Regions from separate parts of the Homo sapiens genome. Here region 1 is linked to region 2. The links are chromatin loops, found by intact Hi-C in ENCODE. Cell type or tissue: CD14-positive monocyte. All regions are shown on one strand. Links, peaks and the distances in the headings refer to the core of each region. The heading gives the core; the rest is flanking DNA. Region 1 has its middle 8.0 kb from the start of RPTN. Region 2 holds the start of LOC101927949 (a long non-coding RNA gene).

Region 1 (12,183 bases), core at 3,186-5,685, 110 kb after region 2:
TGAGGTCTGGGGACAGATTAGAAGAGGGGCAGGGAAAGTGGGAACATTAGGTGAGATTCCAAGTCTTTAAGTCTAGATAACTAGTAGAACTATGGTACACTGAAGAAATGTAACTTCTGAAGGGGGACTGCTGGGTCTAAGATCTAGTGCTTCTATTGGCATTTCCCAGGGTCTCTGCCTTTTGTAGTCTTGTTATCATCCCTCCAGCTTGCATCCTTGGCTGTTTGGGGTCTCCCAGCACAAGTCAGGACTTTCTTAAGTCTATTCATAAATTCTGAGGGCTGGGTCACATTAAGGTTCTCCTTATACTTTTGCATCTCTACTTAGTGCTCTTCAGTTATGTCTCTTCTCACCTGTTAGAATAAAAGACCTAGAGAAGATTTGGTTGTCCCCAGAGGCAAATAAGAGGAGTAGGGGTGGGATGGGCAGGGGTTGAAGACAATAGCCATCAGGAAACAGAACAACAATGCTGTGTCCCCTTTCTCTTGGCGTGTTCCATGGCTCTCTAGCAACTGTTTCTTTTGGTTAGACAGGCAGTTCTGTTTGTTTGATGTTGCAGTGAGAGAAAGATTATGTTCTTAAGAGTAGGATCCGCTATGTGTGCATTCATTTAACACTTAATACACTCCGATAGAATAGGCAGAGAACTATGTTGATCAGCCAATCAGTTAATCAATTAGTATTTGTGACCATACAGAGGGCGCCCTTTTGTGGGCACTGAGATAAAATGTAGTCTTTGTCCTTAAAGAACTTTCAATGCCACTGGGATTGAAATAAAACACCTTTGAAGGAATCATGAAATGTGACCTTTGTTTCTTTATCTGTAAAAGGAGAGGGTTGGAGCTTTATTTTGGTGTTGGCATTCTGAGATTCTGTCATGCCAATCTTAAGGTTAACAGTGGCTTTAGAGGTAATATTTAAACATTGCTCTATTCAGATATTCGATAAAGGCCTCAGAATTTGTGCTTCTCAGTCTTTCTCTGTGGAAAATGGAGAAGTCAATTATGGGTATCCTGTTTCTTCATTAACATTTATAAATTTCATGAGGACCTACACTATTTTAAAAAATTATTTTTCAGTGTGTTTTGCAGCTTAAATGCAGTCATGTTGTAGTGTGACCTTTGGTCTCAAAGGCAAGATGTTTTTAAGCTACAATTTATTGAAATCTTATTGTGTGCTAGGCTCTGCATTAAGCATTTTATATATATTATCTCCTTAAAAATAATTTCAATTTTTATTTCATATTCCATGGGTATATGTGAAGGTTTATTACATGGGTATACTGCTTGTCATTGAGCTTTGGGATATGAATAATCCCATTGCCCAGATAGTGAGCATAGCACCCAATAGTTTTTCAATCGTTTCTCCCCTTCTTCCCCCTTCTAGTAGTCCCCAGTGTCTATTGTTGTCATCATTATGTTCCAGAGTACCCAATGTTTAGCTCCCACTTATATGTGAGAATATGTGGTATTTGGTTTTCTGCTCCTGTACTGATTTGCTAGGATAATGGCCTCCAGCTGCATCTTATGCACCTGACAAAGGTCTAATATTCCAAATCTATAAACTTATTATCTTGTTTAATTCCCACAAAAACTCCATGAGGCAGAGAATATTGTCTTCATTTTTCAAACAAAGATACTGGGGCTCAGAAAAGGATAAATAACTTGCTCAAGGTCACACAACTTGCAACTGGCTGAGCTGAGGCTTGAACCCATGTCTTCCTGATTCCAAAGCCCTTGTTTGCAATCCCTATGTTATGTTGCCTCTTTTGGAACAGGACTGGTGATTACTCCCTCCCCAATGAGAGAAATAACTTTCCACATAGACTGAAGTGAGTAAGACCAGGGTAACTTCCTTATGACATACTGTGAAGGAATCTGACCTTGAAATGAGAATCTCCTGACCCTTAACCAGTCAAATATTTATTATTTTCTTATGCTTCTCCAGAACTTAGATGATTTCAACACTAAAGGACTTTGTAATCTATTTGGGGAGATAAGACAGATGCTTCTATTTACAGAAACAAAACCCACGGAGAAAAAAAATACCCTTCTCTCTTTACAATTGACAGCTCTGGGCACTGGTTTGACATGAGACTGAAGAAGTTCCACTTGTTGCACATTCCCTGCAGTTCTTGATCCTACTGTAAGCCTTTGCTGTCCATTTCTCTTAGGATGCAGATGTGCCTAGTGGGTGTGACAGGTACTGTTTTGAGCTAATAGAGTTTTCAGGGAGTCTCCTTGTCATATTTTGGCCAAATCATTAAGGATAATTATCATGAAACTCTCAGACTTCCTTTTTCCTTCTTTTGAGATGTTGGGTTTCTATTGAGATGAATCCTACAGGATCCAGAGGATGGCTATTTTATTATAAGGGAAGACCCCTGTGTAACGCTGGGGCAGGCACTTTTTTCTTGATTAGCCCTTTGGCATTAAGCAGGTGGATAAACTGCAGATGGGGCAAATGAACACCTTCCCCTGGAGAGGAGCACAACTAATTAATAGACATAAAACTCTTTGAGATCTCTTGATATTGAAAGGTAATTTATTATCAACTGCACAAATAAGTTCCCATTTAAAAATCTTTTCTTGTAGGTGAATTACTGCCCTGTTAATTATAGGCCATTTCGCTTTTAATAACATCTGTGGGAGTCAGTGGTTTCTGAAGGTGACGCTGATATCAGCGATATTTTTACTCCGTCAGAAAATGTGTTCTGAGCTGAAGGAAGGAAGCCTAGGTTTCCTGGGGATTGAGTGCACAGGTTTCAGCGTGGAGCTGTGCTCCCCCTCCCCAGCTTGCAGCCCAGCCTTTTCTTCTACTGTAGGCTTTTGTTTTTGGATACAAGAGCCAGCATTGCTCCTCTCCCCAACATCACAGGCCCTATCTTCCCCACGATAAAAGGAACTAGAAAATGTCAGAAATCACTGCTAACACAGCCCATGGAATTTTAGGTAATTCCTAGCACATGGTTAATAAGGCTACAGACCAAATCTGAGATCTTCAAAGTGGCTGACCATGGCAGAATTTGGATCATTCAGGTCAGGTTTCTGAGTTTCTTCTTTTACTTTTTGTTAAAGAGCTTTATTGAGATATAATTCACATACCATGCAATTCACCCATTTAAAGTGTACGATTCAATGTTATCTAGTATTGTTCAGCCATTGCCAAGATCCCCCTGTAAGAAATTCTGTCCCCATTAGCAGTAATCTGCCATTCTGCCCTCTTCCAGCCCCTGGCAGCCACTAATCTGTTTTCTGTCTCTATGGATTTACCTATTCTGGATATTTCATGCAAATGAAATCATATAATATGTGGCCTTTTTTTGGACTAGCTTATTTCACATAACATAATATTTTTAAGGTTCATATATGTTGAAGCAGGTTTTAGCACTTCTTTTCCTTTAAGTCTGAATAATAGTCCATTATAAGAATAGACAATGTGTCACATTTTGCTTATCCATTCATCCATTGGTGGCCATTTGGGCTGTTTCCTCCTTTTGGCTATTTGAATAATGCTGCTGTGAACATTCATGGACAACTTTTTGTGCGGATGTATGTTTTTAGTCCTCTGCAACTAGGCCATGCACCTAGGGGTGGAGTTGGGTCACATGGTAACTCCGTGTTTAACTTTTTGAGGAACTGCCAAACTGTTTTGAGTTTTTTTAAAAGAAATTTCTGGAGCAGGGTGGTTGGTTTAAAAGCCTTGACTTGAGGATACCAACAGGCTAAACCTGCCTGGCCAAGACACAGCTGGGCAGAGGCAAGGGCTGTGGAGTTGAACTGTGGCTCTGAATCTCCCAAAGGTCTTGCACAACCTTATGATCCAGCAGCTGCCAGAAAACCCACAGTAGTAGGCACCTGATAAAGGTTTGTTGACTAAAGGAATGCATATGTCTTGAGGTAAAGTGGGAGTGGAGGAAATGGGGTAGGGAAGATAGGTAAATAGCTTTGTAATCTGTGATGTTCCCATTGTATTTTAGGGATTCTTAGCAATTCCTTTGGGGTGCCATCAGTGTTTTCAGTTCTCTCACTGCCACCCCTCCCCTGGTCAATTCCATCAGGAAGGGAAGAGGTGAATTTAGGGATGATGGTATGTGGAAGCCAATGTTCAGGCATTTGCCTGTTCCCCTTTCAAGAACAGTCAGGTCTCCTGCTGATTTTCTTTGTAGCCCTTCCTGGCCTTTCCTCACCCTGGTGCACCAGAGATCCCTTGAATTGAGACTTGGAAGCCCTGGCTTCTCTCCAGGGCCCTGAATTCACTTTCAAGTGAACTTGGGAAAGACACTTCCACATTGTGACTTTATTTCCCCCCTTATCTATAAAATGAGGAAGAGGTTTGAAGTCACAGCTGGATGAACTGGATGACTTCCGCCTCTGAAAGTCTTTGTCTCCAGAGGTCTCTCGTGCTCTGAGATTCTGTAAAAACTTGTTTCATTTCTCTCTCCCCTCGTCATCTTTATTCCTGCCATCTCTCAGGAGAGGTCCTGGTTACTATTTGCTTGGACTTTTGTGTAAGTATCAATAGATCTTCCTGCCTCTAATCTTCCTTTCTAATTTATTTTCCACACTATTCTCAGAGGAATTCTCTCTTCTCAAGAAGGGTTATCGTGTCCTTTAAGAATAAAGGGTTATAATTTTCCATAAGAATCAAGCCCCAAAACTTTAACATGCTATTCAAGGCCTTCCATGGCAAGCAGATTTTTTTCAGTGATGTATTCTTCTTTCCAACCACACTGGACTTCTTGATGTTCTCTAAGTCAACCCTCCACTTCCTGTTTCTGTTTTTATTCACTTGGCTTCTTCTTCCTGGATCCTACTCTCCCTATCTTCTATCTAAATTCTAGCCATGTAAACACATCTAAATACTTACCTTTTCTATGAAAACACTTCTGAGTCTTCCTAGTCAGACTCTCCTCTTTCTTCCTGCATCCTCTGCAGTCATTTCATGGTGTTTATAATGCTCTATTTTGTATTCTTATAGATGGCTGGGTCTCTGCCTGTCCATCTCACTGGACTTGAGCTCTATTGTTAACAGTGGAGGGTGTCCAGGTTCTTGTCATCTTGAACAAAGAATTGGACAAAATGCACAAACAAAGCAAGGAAGGAACAAAGGGATTTATTGAAAATGAAAGAACACTCCATAGTGTGGAGCGGGCCTGAACATAGGGGCTCAAGGGCCCTGTTACAGATTTTTTGGGAGTTTAATAACCTCTACTTGGGGTACACCCTATGTAAATGAAGAGGATGAAGTAAAGTTACAAAGTCATTTACTTGGTGTATGCACTATGGAGAGAATATTTCCTCTCATAGCTGAAGTGGGAATCGGCCTTATGTTCCCTGCCTCCAGACCACATTTTTCTTCCTCACTATGAAGGAAAGATTTCTCCTCCTTTCTCTCTCTGTCTCCTATAAGCTCTCTTTGTCGTCCTCAAGGTAGGTGTTCTTTAAATGTGAGACTGACTGGCTCTCTCTAGCTCCAATGCCTGTGGTAGACTGAGATTCTAAAACATATAACTAGGCTTTTATTTCTTGTGGCTCTTTAGCACTCTCTGTTGTTGCCTATGTATAATTCTTGCCTCTGAATTAGATGACGAATTCTCTGAGGGAAGAGTCCTTGATTTCTCCTTCTGATTCTCCCATGAGCCCTGCCATAGTGCTGGGACCCCAGTAGGTGACTGAACTGGATGATGTTTCACCTCCACAAGTCCATGCCCCCTGAGCAGTATTCTTTTGGGATTTAGAACTTATTTGCAACTTGTTGGCTCTTGGAAATAAAAAAGAATAATGTGTGAAAATTCTAGAGCCTTACAGAGTATGGGGCAGGAAGATGGTGTTGGTAGATGAACCAGTGGTGGGCTGTGATAATTTCAGGAGGTTTGGGAGATGGCTGCTGGTATCTTGAAGAGTTTACATGCAGAAATAACAGAGGAACTGCTTTAGTTTCTCCAGAAATATCTGGATGCTAAAGTTTCCAGGCCAAACTGAGAGGTGGGACTTGAGGCACAGCCCAAGAGCCCCAGCTGTCACCAGCAGGGAAGCTGAATGTGGTCATGTGTACCGGGAGCAGCAGGCAAGTTGAAAGCAGTGATTGGTCAGAAGCAGATTCATCAGGGCTTCTAAAGATCATCTTGCCCTGCTTCTGACCCAGGTAGGTCAGTGCCCAGTCCATTCTTTGTAGGTGTCAATTCAAAGACTCCCCAGAGGAGCAGATGGCCCACTGTCCCCAAGAAGCTCATGCCTGTGTCTTATTCCCTTAGCTGTCAGGCATAGTAGGATGCCAGATCCAGGCATCTGGCAGGGATGAGAAAGCAGGCAGAGAGAGCAGGGAGAGAAAATCAGGTAATGCCAGGGAGCTTTCATGAGGGATTGAGTAAGGAAAGTAATCCTTCTGAGGTCTTTGCCAGTAAAGCACAGCGAGAGTAGTAGAGGCTACTAGGGGATGGTGTAAGGGCTTTGGTGGAGATTATCTGGGACTGGGGAGGGGTGCTGTCCCCAGTCCTCTGTGGTTTATTGCCTGGTCCCATAAGTGGGGGCAGTTGATGCTTGCATAATACACCTACTTGTCATGTCCACCTAGCAAAATCTTGGTGTAGTCAAGAAACAAGAAGATATGATCGAGGGGTTGGAAATCAAGTAAGAGTTTTCTCCACTGGTTGCCTAGTTCATTGATTCACTTATTCATTTATCTTCCTGACGAATGCTTAGTGAGGAAGATAGAACTGTTAACAGTCAAAAGGATTCTGGGAAGAGCTTATGGCAGAGCTGCAGCCACGTTGGAGTAAGAACAAAATTTCATCATCATCAATTCTTCTCACACAGTGGGACTAGCCCAGACAAGTGCTCTCTCTTCTGCTGCTCTTGCCCCTGATGCTTACACCACAGTGGCTTCACACCCTTCTGCATGCCTGAGCCATGACTTGGCTAAATTACCACACCACTTTGCCATGGGAATTCTGCCTAATCATCCTCCTTTAATCTTCAATCTCTTTATTGTGGTCACAAATGCTCCACATGGCCCCAGTCACCCTGCAGAAAAGAAATCATCAGCTTTCTGCAGCATCAGACTTAGCAGCATCTTCCTGTCCCAAGAGAAGAGGGGATGGGAGGATGGCATGGTTCAGGGCTTAGGGGAGGATAGGGGAGAAAAAGTGGAAGCAAAGGGAGAGGCCCAGGAAGGATTTTGTTGCGACATGTTACCTGGGCTGCACCTGCTGTATGCAAGAGAAGAGGCTGGGAGTCCCCTCTGCAGGGTGTTCATGCCCCATCTCTGTGCCACGAGGAGTTGGGCTGCTGAAGGTGAGTACAGGGAGGTTCCCTGTCATCTCAAACCTCTCAGGCTCCACAGTACTGTTTCAAGTATCCAGAGCTTTCCTGCCTTTGAAAAGCAAAAAGTTGTCTCAGGAGAGACAGTGTGATTTTTGCAAGGTCATGCAGGGTCACACAAGTTAATAGCAAAACTATAGTCAGAATTCAGACTTTCTAACACAAGCATATGACATGTATACTTGTCCCAGGACTCTATGTTCTATGTTTTCCTCTTGTCACATTTATGGATCCAGTCCAAGGCAGAGAGAACATGACTCTGAGGTCAGGCAGATCTGCAAGGGAATAGCAGTTCTTCTCAGGATTGTTGAAGAAATTAAATGAGCTCGAATATGTGAGTGCCTAGCCTAGTACCTGGCATGGGGGGTTATGCATTCAGTGTGTTGCTCTCCTTCCCTTCCAAGGTAGCCTGGCTGTTATCTCCTTTCTGGAAACTCATTGAGCATCAGAGATCTTGACCTCCTTGGGCACACTCCTGAGTTTATTTAGGCCTACATTTATAGGATGTGTCAGGAGCTCAAGTACTTTATGAACAGAGATTAATTGCTCTTATGATTTAATGCATTGGCCACCCACACTGGTGAGATGCTCCCTGAACTATGCTATTTGAGAAACAATGAAGGAACTTTGTGAGGCTAATAAGATTTGTGCTGTTAATTTAAGTCTTGAGGATGTGGACTACAGAGAGTATAACATTTTATAGAATTTGTTTAAAGCTACACTCTCATCTTTGCCATAACCTGGCCTTTCATAATACATTCCCGTGGCCACCTAGCATCATGGGTAAGGCTCTCATCAAATGCTTCTTGGAGAGCAATGCATCTTGCAGAACAGGAGGTGGGAAATTTCCACAAGGGAATGACTATGAATGGGGTGGGAGAAAGACAGGGAAGCAGGGGAAGATCATTTCCATTATTTGTTCAGTGGTGATTTTGGGTGAACATCTCTCTTTAGTCCAGAATGGGCAGGAAAATGATATGAATTGTAATTGTTGGCAAGTGCGAAATAATATATTTAGTGAGGAATGTAGTGTGAAGCACATGAAACTGCACTGTCAGGAAGAGAAGTTGAATCTGGGGTCAGAAGAACTGGTTTCCATTCCTGGTTCTGCAAACTGCCATCAAACTTGAAGGACTCATTCTGAGGCAGAGAATGAATAAATCATTACCTTTGTGAAGCATCAGAATCAGCAGCACTTTCCTGTCCCAGGAGAAGAGGGAAGGGGAGGATGGCACGTTTCAGGGCTTAGGGGAGGATAGGGGAGAAAAAGTGAGAAGGGAGGCTGACAGAAGTGTTGCAGACACTGCAACACTTGCATACTTAACACTGTATACTAAAGTAGATGTTAACCTGCGCTGCAATCTGTATATGCTGATTCAGCTGTAATCCAGTCGCTCACTTGTTACACTCTTACATTTTCACCAGTAAGTAGTCCTTGTGCCTCCTTGTATGGGTGGCCCAGTCTCTGATACTAGATCAGCAGCTTCAGCTTCATGCAGAGTCCTTCCTTTGAAAAACCAGCTTTTGCTTGATTTTATTATAGGATCTTGGTCTCATGTTAGTGTCTCTCTACCTCAGTCTTCCCAGAATGTAGGAATTCTTGCCCATAATATTAGGCCAGTACTTTTGTTCTAGGCTTATCTCAACAGACCTGATATCCACCTTTTCTCTTCCTATTACTCAGTAAGCATCCATCTTTAGATTGTGAACATACAAGACGCTGGCCTTTATAGGGCCTCTTATCTCTGTCACAGCATGGAGTTTTCATGAAAACAAGGGGCTGAGAACTCTGCTGGCACATAGTAGGCACTCAGGACAGGTTAGCTGCTTTCAATATTATTTTTCTGTTCGTAGATGTCTTAGCATGATTATTATTTTTACTGAAACCCACCCAAATTATCCATATGGAACAGTGGGCTCTGACCCAGGAAAGGGGGGCCCAGGAATTACTGTACTGCCTGTTGAGCACGTGCCTTAGTGTGTCCATCTGTCTGCTAACCTCTTGGCTGTGTCTACCGGCACTGTGTTGCCACCTCCTGTGCAGCACTCATCCTCTGTGCTGCTCTCCTGGCTTGCCTGTCCTCCATGCAGAGCTGTGGCCTTCCTAAGGGCTCCATTGATGGTTTATTCATCTTTGTTTGCCCAGCTCACAGCTCAGCTCCTAACGTACAGCATGCTCTGGGAAATGCCTTCGGGTGAATAACTTAAAAAGGAGAACCAAATGATGGATGCCACTGAACTGTGTACAGAAAATGAAACAGAAATACTCTTAGCTAACTTGGCTCTAGAGCCAGACTGCCTGGGTTTGAATGCTGGCTCTGGTGCTTATGAGCTGGATGAGCTTATACAGTGACTGGCACATAGTAAGCCCTCAATGAATGTAAACTATGATTATTTTTTATCATCATCATTATAAAAAGTCTTTAGTGGACTGGCTTCTTAAATACTGAGTGCAGTTTTGGCCTCCAAAACCCATAAGTAAGAAGTAATTTTGAAATATTAGAAAAAGTTAACTAGAAGGTGATGACAAAGAATCTCCTACTTCAAGGCCTCTGTAGTTGCTGTTTCCACAGAAATACTGTTCCCTCAGTCACATGATTTAATTCCTCATTTAATTCAAGTATTTACTCAAGTGTCACCTTATCAGAAAAATTTCTGGCCATCCTGTAAATAGCAAACTTTTCCCACTAATTCTCCATTCTACTACTCTGCTTTATTTTTCTTCTTGGCACTTATTACCGTCACTTGAATTAGTACATATTTGTTCATTTATTATCTCTCTCCCCCACTAGAAAGTAAGCACCTTGTAGCCTCAGTGCCTAGGACAGTGCCTGGCATGGTGGGTAAATGTTTGTTGATAGGATTGAGTGGTAAAAGCAAGTCTCTTCATTTAGAGAGGATGACAGCAGAGAAAAGGTTAAGTGGAAGACTATAAGATCAAGAAAGGCCTGTATTATATGAATATAGTTATAATCACAATTACCTAAAATACTAGAATAAGGAAGTCCCATCTTTTTAAGGCTTGAAAAAGGTAAGATTAAGACAAAGGGAAGGAAGTTTTATTTTACACAACAGGGCATAGTTTAGGGGAATTCCTCGATCCAAGAAGTGGTGCCTTGTGGAAAGTAAGAATCTGTTCATAGATTTCTGGAACATCTGGGTACCTTTCTAGCCATTTAGCCTTGGGGGTTTCGTTAGCTTTCTTGCATTCTGCTCCTGGGGCCTCAGTTAGAGGCAGGCTCTTGTCTGAAGACACATGGGGCTGGTGTCAAATTGGCCATTTTGGATGTTTCTATGAACCAACATAATGAGAGAGAGAAGTGAGAGGGCAAAGAACAGAGGTTGTTAAGAGCAAAGAGGAGGGATGGAGGGTTGGAAAGAGACCGAGTGGAGAATAAGGGATTGGTATTTCCCCTGGGTCTTCACAAGTGGGAGACACAGGGAAGAAACCCTGGCAGAAGTGTTTACATTTGAAAAGTTTAGAGGACTACCATAGACCTTGGGTTAGAAAGGTTCATGCATTCTATGGTTTCTTCATTTAACAAATGTTTATTGATAACCGACTATGTATCAGACACTCTTCTAGAGATGGAGTTTGCAGCAGTGAAATCCTGCCCTCATACAGCTTTTACATTCTAGGCTGGGGATACATACAATAAACAAAGAAGTAACGTGTGTATGTCAGTGCCAAGTGCTATGGTGAGAAAGATACAGGGAAGGGGACAGGAAGTGCTGGATGGTGGGTGGAATGGGGGGCAGGGACAGGTTGTGATTTGTAACTGGGCAGGTGACCAGCGAAGGCCCCTCTGAGAAGGTGACATTTGATAATGGCCTGAAGGAGGCGAAGTTTTCTCTCTGGCTTCAACCAGAGGCCTCCTTGGTCCTGGGCAGCTGGGTTATTTATGTTTAACTGTGTGCTCCTGAGTCTCATTTCCTTCCCTGGCCCAGGCTCTCTAGTTTCCTTTACCCAGTAAATATTAGGCGCTGGGGACACACCATGAACAAGACAGAGAGGCTCCATGACTCTGTGGACCTTTCAGTCCAAAAAAAGGAAATAGGTAAATGGTTATTACCCAACAGTGTGAGGGATGCTGCATTAGGACATTTCCAGCTCAGAGCAGGGCATTGTTCTTACTAGAGGGTGATTAGGAAAGGCTTCCCAGCTGAGATGGAATCTTCAGTTGGAGTTTGTCTTTTCTTCATTTCCAGTCCTTTGTCCTTGTCTTCTGTCCACTCCTTTCTTTGCTGAATATTTCCTCAGATTTCAAGTCCCATCTCACATTTCTTGTTGTGTTAGACATCATGACTGATTTTTCCTTGGCCTCTACTTCCCAGTTTAATGAAGATAATAGCTATTGCCACCCACATACTCATAAGAATGCAGAAGTGTTACAGGGGATTAATGGCATTTTAGGATTAAGGACATGATGGTAGTTTAAAAGCTTTTAGCGCCTCCTAAATTAGGAGATCTACCTGACATTGCTAAGCCTCTCAGATTTCGCTGTGGCAATAGTTCTGTTTCTCCTTAGGCTCACACTAGCTACTGTTTGGAAAATTTGGGCACAATTGTCTTGGGTGTTAAGTCCTTGTCCTTTGGACCCCACCTCTTTCCCTTATAGGACTTTGTGATAAGAGAGCTTAGTAATGTGGCACTTGATGAACTTACAAGGGATGTGACAGGTGTCAGGGAAGCTTGATGATTGTCAGCCACAGCCACAGTGGGAACTGATGCAGACTTCTCAGTAGTTCTCTTGTTCTTGTGTCACAGACCCCACTGATCTGGGTGGGGGGGGCACCAGAGGCCTTAGAAGCAGGACACCTTTCTCTATCTGGGTCTTCATAATCTGTCCTGTCTTCTATT
Region 2 (12,183 bases), core at 4,731-7,230:
CAAATATCTAATAGTAGGTTTTTTTTTTTTTTGAGGTGGGGTCTCACTCTCTCACCTAGGCTGGAGTGCAGTGGCACGATCTCGGGTCACTGCAACCTCTGCCTCCTAGGCTCAAGTGATCCTCCCATCTCAGCCTACGAGTAGCTGAGACCATAGGTGTGTGCCACAATACCTGGCTAATTTTTTGTATTTTTAGTAGAGACAGGGTTTCCCCATGTTGTCCAGGCTGGTCTCAAATTCCTGAGCTCAAGTGATCCGCCCGCCTCAGCCTCTTAAAGTGCTGGGATTACAGGTGTGAGCCACTGCACCCAGCCAAATAGTGGGTTCTTGATGAAAGACAATTAGATGGCATCATTTTTTCCCTAATCAATGATCCAGAAATCCTGTGTATGTCTGGGCATATCTGAGGAAAAACCCCTGAAAGTAGGCAGAATCAATGGTGTCCAGATTATGAACATTGAAAATGTTGACAGCTATCGCGAAATTGCCCCTCAAGGGTTAGTAATTTTTGATAGGGAAAGCCAGTTACCTCCCAAGTTTGTGAGTCAGCAAGAGACACAAAACATCAAAGCCAGGGCATTGAATGTTGTGGCAAGAGGCGGTTCTGGAGCTGTTGGCTTTGGAGGGGTCTCTGTTCTGGGGCTGGCTCCTTGTGCCTCATTTCCCAGCTGAGCCCATGGAACTCTCTCGCTCCAATCCGAGTCTCTGGGGCCTGGTAAAATTCCCCTCTGTGTTTAGTCACCTCTTGATTGGGAGCCAAAGCAGAAAACCAGTCAGCCCCACGAGCAGGAATTACCTGTTTCTCATCAACTCCACTTGCCAGAACGGTCTGTGACTTTCCAGTTACTTTTCAGGGCCTCTCCTTGTGTTTTGGTGGGTGTGTCTAGAGGAAGAGAGGAAAGCAAATGCCCTTCTAGAGCAAGTTGCCTTTTAAACGGCAAACTTGAAACAAATAAAGCAGGTTGAAGATCACAGTGTGTGCTGCTGGGCCTGTGGGGGCGCTGGGCAGCAGAAAGGCACACTCTGCCTGCAGCCTCGGGATCTGGTCGCCTGTGTGGGAGTAGGGAGGAGTCCTGACGTACCCTCTCTAAGACTGGCTGCTCTGCACCTCCCTCCAAGCCAGGCTGGCCAGTAAAGAAATCTAGCTGTGGACAGGAAACGAGTGGTTTTTGTGATCTGAGCAGAAAGGGCGTTTTAGGCCTGGAGCAGAGTGGAGGCCCTGAGCCACGGCCCAGGAAGTGACTCACCCACCCTGATGTCTGAGTTGCTGCTTCCTTTATCTTGCAGGAGGGCGTGGCGGTGGGTCCCTGGGCTGTGCCTGTGACTGGAGTGGCTAGAGGCTGCTGGCTCCTGGGTCTCAGTCAGGGTCCAGCCCCGGTCTCAGTCCTGCTACCTCAGCAGCCAGAACTCTGATTTAGAGATATGAACACCGCCTGTTACAGATATTTGGGGGAGATAGAAATGCCAGAAAACCCAGTCCCAGGAGCTGCTAGAGGGAAATACTGTTGTGGTGCCTCATTCCCTCCACCCACCTTCATTGCCCCACAATGCCCGAGGGTGGCAGTTCTGGTGACTTCACCAGCTGGTGGCAGGGGGAGGGAGGAGCTGGCTGGAGTTGCCATGGAGCGGCAGAGCCTGGTGGGCAGGGTGGGGCAGTGCCTCACAAAGGCCACCGAATTCTTAATCTCTTTCAGGTTTACTCAACTAATAAGTAACTTGTAGAGTTACAGGAATCATGTGAGGCCTTAACCCTCAGAATACCAGGAAAAATAATCACCTTTTACCATTTAGGTCCAATGGACGCTTTTAATTATCTATCTGTATCTGTCTATTTATCTATCATCTATCTTTTGATTCATCTTGTAAATAACTTGTAGAAGTAAGAATAGTAAAAAAAAAAACAAAAAAAAAACTGTATTAGAAATAATAGGCTGGGTGTGGTGGCTCACGCCTGTAATCCCAGAAATTTGGGATGCTGAAGTGGGTATATCACTTGAGGTCAGGAGTTCAAGACCAGCCTGGCCAACATGGTGAAATCCCAGCTCTACTAAAAATACAAAAATTAGGTAGGCATGGTGGTACACGTCTGTAATCCCAGCTACTCAGGAGGCAGAGGCAGGAGAATCGCTTGAACTTAGAAGGTGGAGGTTGCAGTGTGCTGAGGTCACGCCACTGCATTCCAGCCTGGAAGACAGAGCAAGACTCCATCTCAAAAAAAAAAAAAAAAAAAAAAAAACCAAAGAAAGAAAATAAAAAAAGAAATAATAAGAATTTAGATATAGCAAACCCAAATTTTTACTCCATATTTTCCTAGATTTGAAGCTACACACATATTTGCTTATTTTGTGTGTGTGTGTGTGTGTGTGTGTATTTTGATGCAGTTAACTGCTCATCAACTGTCATGCATGAACCTGGCACATATCCATTTTGTAAATAGCTGACTCCAGATTTCAAATACACCTGTAATAGGTTCTAGTTCAGCATTGCTTCTGTTTCTTCTTGCATCTGCGTTGTTCAAATGCAATACTTTAAAAAACTTTGATGGCTTATAATTTTGTTAAAGAGATGATGACCACCTTCTTTGTTCCATAATTGCGAAATATTTCATTTGTGGATTTACAAATATTAATTAAAATGGCCGATCCAGTGAATGCTTTTATGTCTGTGTTATCTATTTTTTTCTAATCACCCTGTTACACACACCTGTCTTTAGCATTAGTCCACTTATAAACTGTTATCAAGCAAATTTTAGTGCATAAACATTATAAGAGATGAAGAATAATATCATACCTTTTTAGCCAAATGGGATGATTCAGGTTCTTGCAAAATATTCTGTGATGCAGTTCTTCCTGTTGCACAACTAAACATGAGAACAGATTTTGGTTTTTACTGTTATGTGAGATCATGAAGCCTCAGCAACACGTTGTAATATAAGGAAAAATAAAGTGCTGCAGTAAACGGAAAACAATAACAACAACAGCGGTAAAACAAAGTCTCGCTCCCGTGGACATTACAATATGCACATGTACTTGTGTACATGTTGCAAAAATGTAGAAAATGTAGATAGAAAAAAAAAATAAAGCACCGACAATTTTATTATGCAGGTTAATTTTCCAGCTACGTTCTTCCTGACTTGCATTCTATGTGCATATAAACATTCAGATTTTACTCTAAAGTGGGATAAGACTTGATTATTTTAACATAACTATTTGTTATAAATACCTTTTTATGTCATTAAATATTCTTCTGTCTTGTCATTTTTAATGGTTTCATGGTGTAATTGGAATCTATTTTATCAGAGTGTTAAATTGACCAAGAGCATCCCGTACCTCACTGTGCAAGTGTCAACATTAAAAAATATCATGCTTGTTTAGGGTAGTGGTTGTCAAACTTTAGTGTGCACAAGTCTCACCTTGGGAGCTTGTTAACAGTTCAGGTCCCTGGACACCACACTCAGAGACTCTGATTCAGGAGGTCAAGAGTCTGCATGTTAATAATTCTCACTAACCAACAGGGGATTATGAGGGAGGTGGTCACCAGAGCCCATGGTGAGGCTCTTTGGTATGACTGATAGAATAGTACTTTATAGGGTCACAACTCCCTGCTCCACTTCATGGGGGCTTTGGGAGTTAGAGCCCCCTCAGGGTAAGGTGGTTTTAGCTACACTAGGCCTTTAGAGAATGGATCAGAGGGTTGAGCTTCAGTTGGTATAGGGGACTACTGGAGTCAGAGCTGGGGAAAATACCACACCAGATCAAAGAGGCAGAAATGTGTTTGGAACAAGGAGATCAAACTGAGGGCCAACAGACAGGAGGAACTGGAATAGGATGAAAGCAGGGAGGAAGGTCCCAGCCATATCTGTCAATTAGTATCAGCAGTGCTGTTGAGTGCTTGATCCATGGGCAGGTCAGTTTTGGCTTAAAGGTGTCAAGTCAAAGGGGGATGAGAGTTTGCAAAAGCCCATGCTATATATCACCCATGTGTGATCCAGAGATTCTCTGGCTCTCAAGAGTAAATAAATTAATGTGAATCATCCCCACACTAAATCCATGCCAATAGAAGTTCCAAGTCCTTCTGGGTGATCTCAGTGGGTCCCCAGGGTTCACATTCTCACGGCTGTCTCCTTCCAGTGAGGTCTATCTGCCTGCTTGACATGGGTAATTAAGCCTCTTCTCTTAGATTCCCACCAAAAAAAAACCATGCAAATATGTATGTATGTGTGTGTGTTAAAGACTTGGGAGTCTTGGGCAGGGTCACATCACACCTCACACAGCCTTCCACCACCTGTGGACTCCTCCTTATTTTTTTTCCTCCCCTGTCCAGCAACCCAGATTCCTCTCTTCCCATGACTAGCAGTTTATCAGTCATCTTTCACTGCTTGTGTGAGTCCTCTGGGTGTCACCCTCCACCCTGAACTCATGTCAAGACATTTTTCTGGGCAGTCCTACTCTGTAAGAAGAGACAGTTTGTTATTATAGTAACATTTCCTCCTTTCTTAAGCACACGCCTGAGCCTGTGCCTGTGGCAGGGGAGGGGTGGGGAGGGGCATTCATTCTTGGCTCGTGGGTTCCCGCTCAGCAAAGGCTGGAGTTGGTAGCCCATTCTCAGTCTACAATCTTGGTCGCTAGCAAATGAACTGCCAACTGTCGGCTCTGCACAACTCCATTAATGGAAGGTCAAATTATTTTTACAGCTTTTTTGAGATGGGGGTCTCGCTTTGTTTCTCAGCCTGAAGTGCAGCGGCACGATAATGGCTCACTGCAAACTTGACCTCCTGGACTCAAGCGATTCCACCACTTCCTGAGTAGCTGAGACTACAGGTGTGCACCACCATGCCTGGCTAATTTATTATTATTATTATTTGTAGAGATGAGATCTTACTATGTTGCCCAAGCTGGTCTTGAATTCCTGGGCTCAAGTGATTCTCCCACTTCAGCCTCTCAAAGTGTTGGGATTACAAGTGTGAGGCACCACGCCCAGCCTATTCTTACAGTTTCTCTCTTGGTCTTTCTGTTTTTTTTTTCAGCAGGATGGCTGGCAGGACTCCTCTGGGTAGCGATTTTTGAAATAGTTGCTCACCAAAGCTAGCTATAATATAGAATCATTGATGCTGAAATAAACATGTAGCAGACACTGCACTCCTATCCAGATTTCACAGATGAAAGCCATATTCTAATACCCATTTATTCATATGTTTTACCATTTCTGAAATCCAGGCGTGTCTTAAAATTGAAGTGTTCATTTAACGTAATAGTCACCCCCTGCCCTCAACTGCTTCTTTTTAATTGATGATGCCTCTTACAATTTTACAATCTAACAATGCAGTAGGAACACCACCCTGTATCCCCAAAGGAACTGAGTTCGGGGATTGTGCAGCATTCTTTGCCTTAAAATCTAAGTTACAGATGAACATGAGAATGACAGAATCTCCTGTCTATTTGAAATTCCAAGAAGCGGCTAGGTGTGGTGGCTCATGTCTGTAATCCCAACACTTTAGGAGGCCAAGGCAAGAGGATCGCCTGAGCCTAGGAACTCAAGACCAGCCTGGCCAACGCAGTGAGATCCTGCCTCAATTAAAAAAAAAATAAAGAAATTCCAAGACCTTGTGTTTTCCCCTCACCATCAGTCCAGGCCAGGGCGGTGAAGTGAGGTTTCTTCTCCACTCCCTGTTGCCTAATGCGGGGTCTACATGAGACATTGCAGTCAGTCACCACCAGGTGGCGCACAAGCCATGAAAAAGAAGTTCTGAGGGCCGCACATCTTCAACACCGGGTTCTTTCCGGATGGCTACTAATGAGGAATTGAGTGGCTACTTACATGGCAGGTGAGCTGGCTGGGCCTGGTGAAGACAGATTTCGTGGAGCATCTGGGAAAAGGTTTGCATAGCACGGACAGGGACAGAAGTTAGGATACATTAGCTAGAGTAACGATATCTACGGAACGAATGCTTGCAACTCTCCTGCAATACAGGAGAGAACAAGATCGCACCTGAAGTGATCTTGTGTTTTAGAAACTCCTGGCCAGGGGTGGTGGTGGGTGACAGTGGTCCCAGCTACTCGGGAGGCTGAGGTGTGAGAATTCCTTGAGCCCTGGTGGAGGCTGCAGTGAGCCTAGAGAGCACCACTACTCTCCAGCCTGGGCGACAGAGCAAGACCCTGTTTCAAAAACCAAACTAAACCAACCCCAAACCCCCAGAAACTCCTTCAACGAGTTGAGGTTTAATGTCATTCCCTCAGCTTCTACAGAAGATTATTGCAATGACGGACATAGAATAGATTCTTATTCTTGGGTTCTGTTCAATGCAGGTTGATATATTTTACTCCGTTGTCACACATGTAACTTGGAGGAGACTTAAAAAGTCTGAAGCTGGGCTTGTCCTCAGATGGAGGCATGAGAGGGCTGGGTGAGGGGGGAATAAAGCTGCCATCCAGTGTGGTTTCAAGTCTCAGGGCGACTCGGGTGTTTTTCTCCTCAGGATTCAGCATGTTCCTCACTGCTCCGTCTCTCGGCAGATGGCCTTGTTTGCTCTACCACAGGGAAGACAGCTGTTAGGCGCCGACTCCTCCAGCTCTTCCCTGCCCCTGCGCAGCACATTTATCCAACCTTGTCCGCACCTTCGCCATCTGCACTCCCTCTCCCACTGCAGAGGGGACCTGCTCCTCCCCGGGGCCTTGGACCCCACGCCCTCCCACCTAGCTCCTCATTCTTCATTCGTCAATGATCCTCTTGGTTTCCTGCATCTTCCGCTTTCTGCTCTGTATTGCATTCTTCTCACCAAATAGCCCTAAGCCAGCCCGCCAGCCTTCCCCCTACCCTGACTCTGTTTAGCTGTGTGGGGTCTCCCGCTTCTTTTCCAGCCAAGCTTCTGCAAAGAGTGAGCCTCCAGATTTGGAAATATTTCCTTCATTAAATACTAAATTCTCACAGCTGGACTTGGATATGTTTCTGGCCTTTTAATTGTTCCACTGACTTTTCCTCTCGTTCCTATTACCACCGGTATCACAGTATGTTAATGACTTTAGCTTAGGATACTTTTAATATACAATAGGATGAGCCCTTTTATTGACACCTTTCCCCAAATTGTCCCGACTACTCTTGCCTATGTAGTCTTCCTGATAAATTTTAGAATCATTTTTATACAGTTCCAAACACTTCATTTCTATACAGTTCCTGTTCAAGGTATAGACCAATAAGGGGATAACTGATATCCTTATGATGGTGAATTCTCCCATCAAAGAAGAAGGTGGCTCTGTGAACAGAACAAGGAAACATAAATCAGGTTTCCTTTATGTTCTTCAAACCAGTTTTATATCAGAGGCACATTTCACATTAATTACTCCTAAGGGCATATTATATTGTTGTTGTTACTATTGTGATAAGCAGAATCTTTCCCTGATATTAGTTATTAGGTTTTTATGGATATATAAGAAAGTTACTTTTCTGAGGGAAGTTTGTTCTATAACTACCTGTTACTAAACTTTGTGGATCTCATACCTTTTCAGTCAATTCTCTTAGATGCCCTAGGTAGAAATACTGGTGTCTTAAACAATGACCATTTTGCCTCTTCCTTTCTAATTTGTGTACCTAATTTATTTCTTTTCTGTTCTTTCAGCATTAGTGAAAAATCCTGTGGATACGGAGCATATCCTTGTTCTTATATTACATCCTCAGACAGGCTTTCTCTTATCCCCTTTTCCAGTCTGAATTTTGTTCTCCTTGTTTTTCTGTTTTATAGTGCCCACTCTTTTCCTGCATAACTCTTATAGTTTATAATCTTAATGGCAATCCTCACTAGTCTGTGAGCTGCAAAGCTGTTTCTTTCATCATTGTGTATCCTGTGCCCTGCCATTGTCTGCCACATGGTAGGTGCTGCATAAATATTTGTGGAATGAAGGAAATTTCTTAATTTTAAAATTAGTGCTATGTTTTACCATTGTTGATTTTAGGTAGAGTTCTCTTTTCATAATTTTATTTATTTATTTTTGAGACAGGGTCTCACTCTGTTGCCCAGGCTAGAGTGCAGTGGTGCGACCATGGCTCACTGCAGCCTCGACCTTCCCAGGCTCAGGTAATCTTCCCACCTCAGCCTCCTGAGTAGCTAGAACCACAGGTTCGTGCCAGCATGCCCAGCTAAATTTTGTACTTTTTGTAGAGACAGATTTCCACCATGTTGCCCAGGTTGTTCTCAAACTCCTGGGCTCAAGCCATCTGCTTGCTTTGGCCTCGCAAAGTGTTAGGATTAGAGGTGTGAGCTGCCACACCTGGTGCTTTCATAATTTTAAATTAAAACATATAACGTGTTTTTAAAATTCCATGTCTCCATAGAGATAATTGCACAGGCTTTCTCCTCTGCTAAGTTCAGAATGAGTTGCATGAATGGGTTTCTTTTAGAGAACTGGGGTTTTCTGAAATGAACCATATGTGGTAGCATGGAGTGTTTGCTCATGGAATCCAAGTGAAAAGAAAAACTGCTCTTGGGTATTTTGTTCAGGGGTTTTCATCTATCTTTATATGTAGGACTGATCTATAGTTTTGGGGAGCTTTGGAATTTTGATGTTAGGGCTGTGCTACCTTTGGAAAAAACTGTAAATCTTTCTTGACATTTGTATTCTTTGATGTGGTTTAAATAGTGTAGGAATGATTTGTTCCGTGGATGTTTGAAAACATTCACCTGTGAAACTGTCTTGCTTAAAGGGTAAGAGGGTAGTTATTTGACAATTTTTTAAAATTGGTTATGATTATACTTCTTTTGAATTAATTTTTCTAAAAAAATCATCCATTTCCCCCCAGACTTTTTCTTTCCTTGTGTTTGTTCTATCTTTCTAAGAATAATTTTTACAAGTCTATTCTTCTGTACCTATAGCTAAATGTTTTTGGTATCTATGTGTCTATCTGTAGATATATAGACATCTATCTATGTATCTATCTATGTATCTATGTATCTATCTATCTATCTGTCTATCTATCATCTATATCTACCTACTTATCTATCTAACTAGCTAGTCTTTTCCTCTTTGTTAATTATTTCAATTGTTTATTAAATGTCTTGAGTTCTTTGGCTTGTTCATCGATTCCATGGCTATTCTGTGTTTTAGTCCATTGCCTTAACGACTTGGCCACAATATCTTGTTTTCTAGTTCTTGAATTTCTACTTAAAAAAAATCTTCTTTTTCCTGCTTTTCTTTTAAACAAATTTTATTGAAGTATAATTGGCATATTAAAAACACACATATTTAATGTGTACATCTTGATGAGTTTGGACATATGCATACACCGTGATTACCATCACCACAACCACACTGAACATATCCATCACCTCCAAAAATTTCCTTGCTTTCTTTTGTGTTTTATTTTTGGTAAGAACACTTAACATGAGAAATGTTCTTTTAATGTATTTTAAAGTGTACAATACCATATTGTTCACTATAAGTACTATATTTTACCTAGATCTGTAGAACTTACTTATCTTGCATAACAGAGACTTCATACACATTGAAAATAATTCCTCATTTTTTCCTCTTCCCAGCCCCTGGCAACCGTCATTCTATTCTCTGCCTCTGTGAGTTTGATTATTTTAGATACTTCAGATAGGTGGAATCACACAGTATTTGTAATGTTCTCTAGCTGTATCCATGTTGTTGCAAATGGCAGGATTTCCTTCTTTTCTTATTTATTTATATAGAGACAGGGTCTTCCTATGTTGCCCAGGCTGGTCTCAGATTCTTGGCCTCAAGTGATCCTCCTGCCTCAGCCTCCCAAATTGCTGGGATTACAGGTGTGAGCCACTGAGCCCAGCCAGATTTCCTTCTTTCCAAAAGCTAACTAATACTCCATTTTCCTGCTTTTCTTAGGTCTGTTTTGTGTCTTAGTTTTCTAACTTATTGAATTGAATACTTAGTTTATTCCTTATTTACTCCCTCTTGTTTAGTAAATAAAGTGTTTAAGGCTGCAGCTCTAGACTTTAATATTTAGTGACTTTTAATTGTTATTTAAAAAATGCAGTCTTTTTTGCAGTTTTGCTTTCTTTTTAAACTTGAGTTATTTAGGAGTGTTTTAAAAATTTCAAGTATTTTTGATATATTCATCTATTATTAATTTCTAGTTTTATTGCATTATTATCAAACATGTTACTTGCATTATGTATGCTTTTGGAATTAAAAAAATTGTTGTTGTTTGTTTTTGAGATGAAGTCTTGCTCCACTACTTAGGCTGGCATTCAGTGGTGTGATCTTGGCTAATTTTTGTATTTTTAATAGGGACGGGGTTTTACTATGTTGGCCAGGCTGGTCTCAAACTCCTGGCCTCAAGTGATCTGCCCACCTCAGCCTCCCAAAGTGCTGGGATTACAGGCGTGTGCCACCATGCCCGGCATGCTTTTTGGAATTTATTGAAGTTTTAATTGTGTCATGATCAGTTTTTAGAATCTTTCATGCTACTTAAAAATATGTGTGTTTTCTAAAGTGAATAGAGTTCATATATATTACATAAAAATATTTAAAAAGATATTAGCTAACATATATTTAGAGTTATCTTTCTGTATGGTAGGCATTGTATGAAGCATTTAATGCATTATCTCAGTAGGTAATATTATTTTTATCACTTCCATTTACAGATGAGGAAACTAGTATTTAAAATGATTTCGTGCCCAGCCTCATAAAAGGAGTGTCATGGAGCCACAAATCCAAGCTGGGTTGGTTTGCCCACAAAGCCCATGTTCTTCATGACAATTTTAAACAAATTTTCTATGAACTTATTTTATGTTCCTGCTAAAGATGGAGACATATGTCCCCTCTTCTATTGTTTTTCTGTGAGTCTCTCCTTGTATTTCTAGCTTGGTTTTCTTTTCATTTGGATCCCAGATTGTTGGGCATGTTTGACACATTACTGTCCCCCTAACTGTAAACTCCATGGTGGGAAGGCTTTGTCCTGTTTGTAGCTTATCCTCAACACCTAGGATAGTGCCTGACACATAATAGTTGCTCAATAAATAGCTGTAGAATGATTGAATGACAGTTTTAAGTTTTATCTTTCTGGTGGATTGTACTGTTTGATAATAAGAATGGATTCACTTATTGCTTTTATGTTGAATTCTATTGGTTAGATCTTAATATTGCAACCTCTGCTGTATTTGTTTGCTTGCATTTGTGCAATCTATTTTGTCCCTCCTTTGACTTTTAACTGGAGAGATTTTGTTTTAGAGGTATCTTTCACAGAAGCACAAACCAGGACTTGTTTTTGCTTTTTGTGGGCTCCAATAGGTAAATGTGAATATGAATATTATTGAATGGACGGATAAAAATATGTGTTTTATGAGTGAAAGATAAGCCTCATTCTAGAGGCCATGACAATGATGCTTTATCTCAGTTTTCAATCTGAGACTAGAAGAAGACCAAGGGGAAATTAATGCTTAGTAACTATTTCTTGTACTTTTTATAAGGTTTATAATTTGGCTTTACAATTTGAAATGTCTTTCAGAAGAGCCTAGAGAGAGTTATAGTTTATTGATATTAAAATCACAGGTTACTGAAGGATATTACACAACATTTAATTTTTCTTTTCACCATAAGCCATTCCTAAAAACTGTTAGAGTCCCAGAAACCAAAAGTTGAAGAATTGGACCTGTGATAGATAGAGTCTGAGGTTTATGGAGGAAGAAAAAGCCAAGAATGCCTAAGACAATCAGCTCAGCCAACTGGGGAGGTGAAAATTTTTTGTAGCATCTGGATATCACTTTAGAACTCATCCTCAGAGGATCTAGTGTGCTTGTTAGATTTCCAAATATGATAGACATCATCCTGCTGGTCGTGAGCATAATCTTCCTATGTTCCTTCCTCATCCTGGTATACATAGTCTTCTTCTGGATCCCAAATTAGGTAGCAGCAATAACTTGCCCATTCTTGTGATTCTTACACATCTCCAAACCTGTATAATTGAGCCTATTTTCTGTATTTGTTGTTTCAGATGGATCATGAAGACAATAGCATAACCAGTTACCTTTCTTCTTGGGAAAAAAGTATACCTCACAAGTTATTGGCCCAATTTTTCTGGTGGATGCTAATTCCTAAGGATCTAAATCTCTAAGCTCAGCTTCCTCCTGCTTGGGGAAATACTTTTGATCTTTTTCTCTCCACAGCTGCTCTTTTGTTTCATGGTCAAATTCTCTCACAGATATGCCTTTTCCAG

What was found. Peaks named below come from ENCODE experiments on the same cell type or tissue, not always from the same donor. Only the 100,000 strongest peaks of a DNase experiment are listed, where the experiment ranks them.
Region 1: it touches region 2 in a loop (5-fold over the local background); 5 of 110 quality-filtered maps call a loop at or near these places.

What each region holds. Positions count from the first base shown.
Region 1 is chr1:152,161,126-152,173,308 of GRCh38, forward strand. No RefSeq gene overlaps it. Among named protein-coding and RNA genes, the nearest start is that of RPTN, 8.0 kb to the left of the region's middle. RefSeq lists an enhancer at 6,431-7,630. In CD14-positive monocyte, for the core only: no CTCF peak of the experiment used is centred there; DNase peaks (open chromatin) are centred at 3,596, 4,346 and 4,756; H3K4me3 peaks cover 1,281 bases; H3K27ac peaks cover 1,676 bases.
Region 2 is chr1:152,047,026-152,059,208 of GRCh38, forward strand. It overlaps LOC101927949 (a long non-coding RNA gene), which reads right to left and starts at 2,862. Exons shown (of 4, transcript XR_922147.2): 1 at 2,791-2,862; 2 at 1,248-1,409; 3 at 797-883; 4 at 264-712. RefSeq lists enhancers at 497-1,696, 1,069-1,388, 2,575-3,136, 5,517-6,073, 5,626-5,675. In CD14-positive monocyte, for the core only: CTCF peaks have their summits at 5,708 (motif pointing right) and 5,912; a DNase peak (open chromatin) is centred at 5,726; H3K27ac peaks cover 912 bases; H3K27me3 peaks cover 1,129 bases.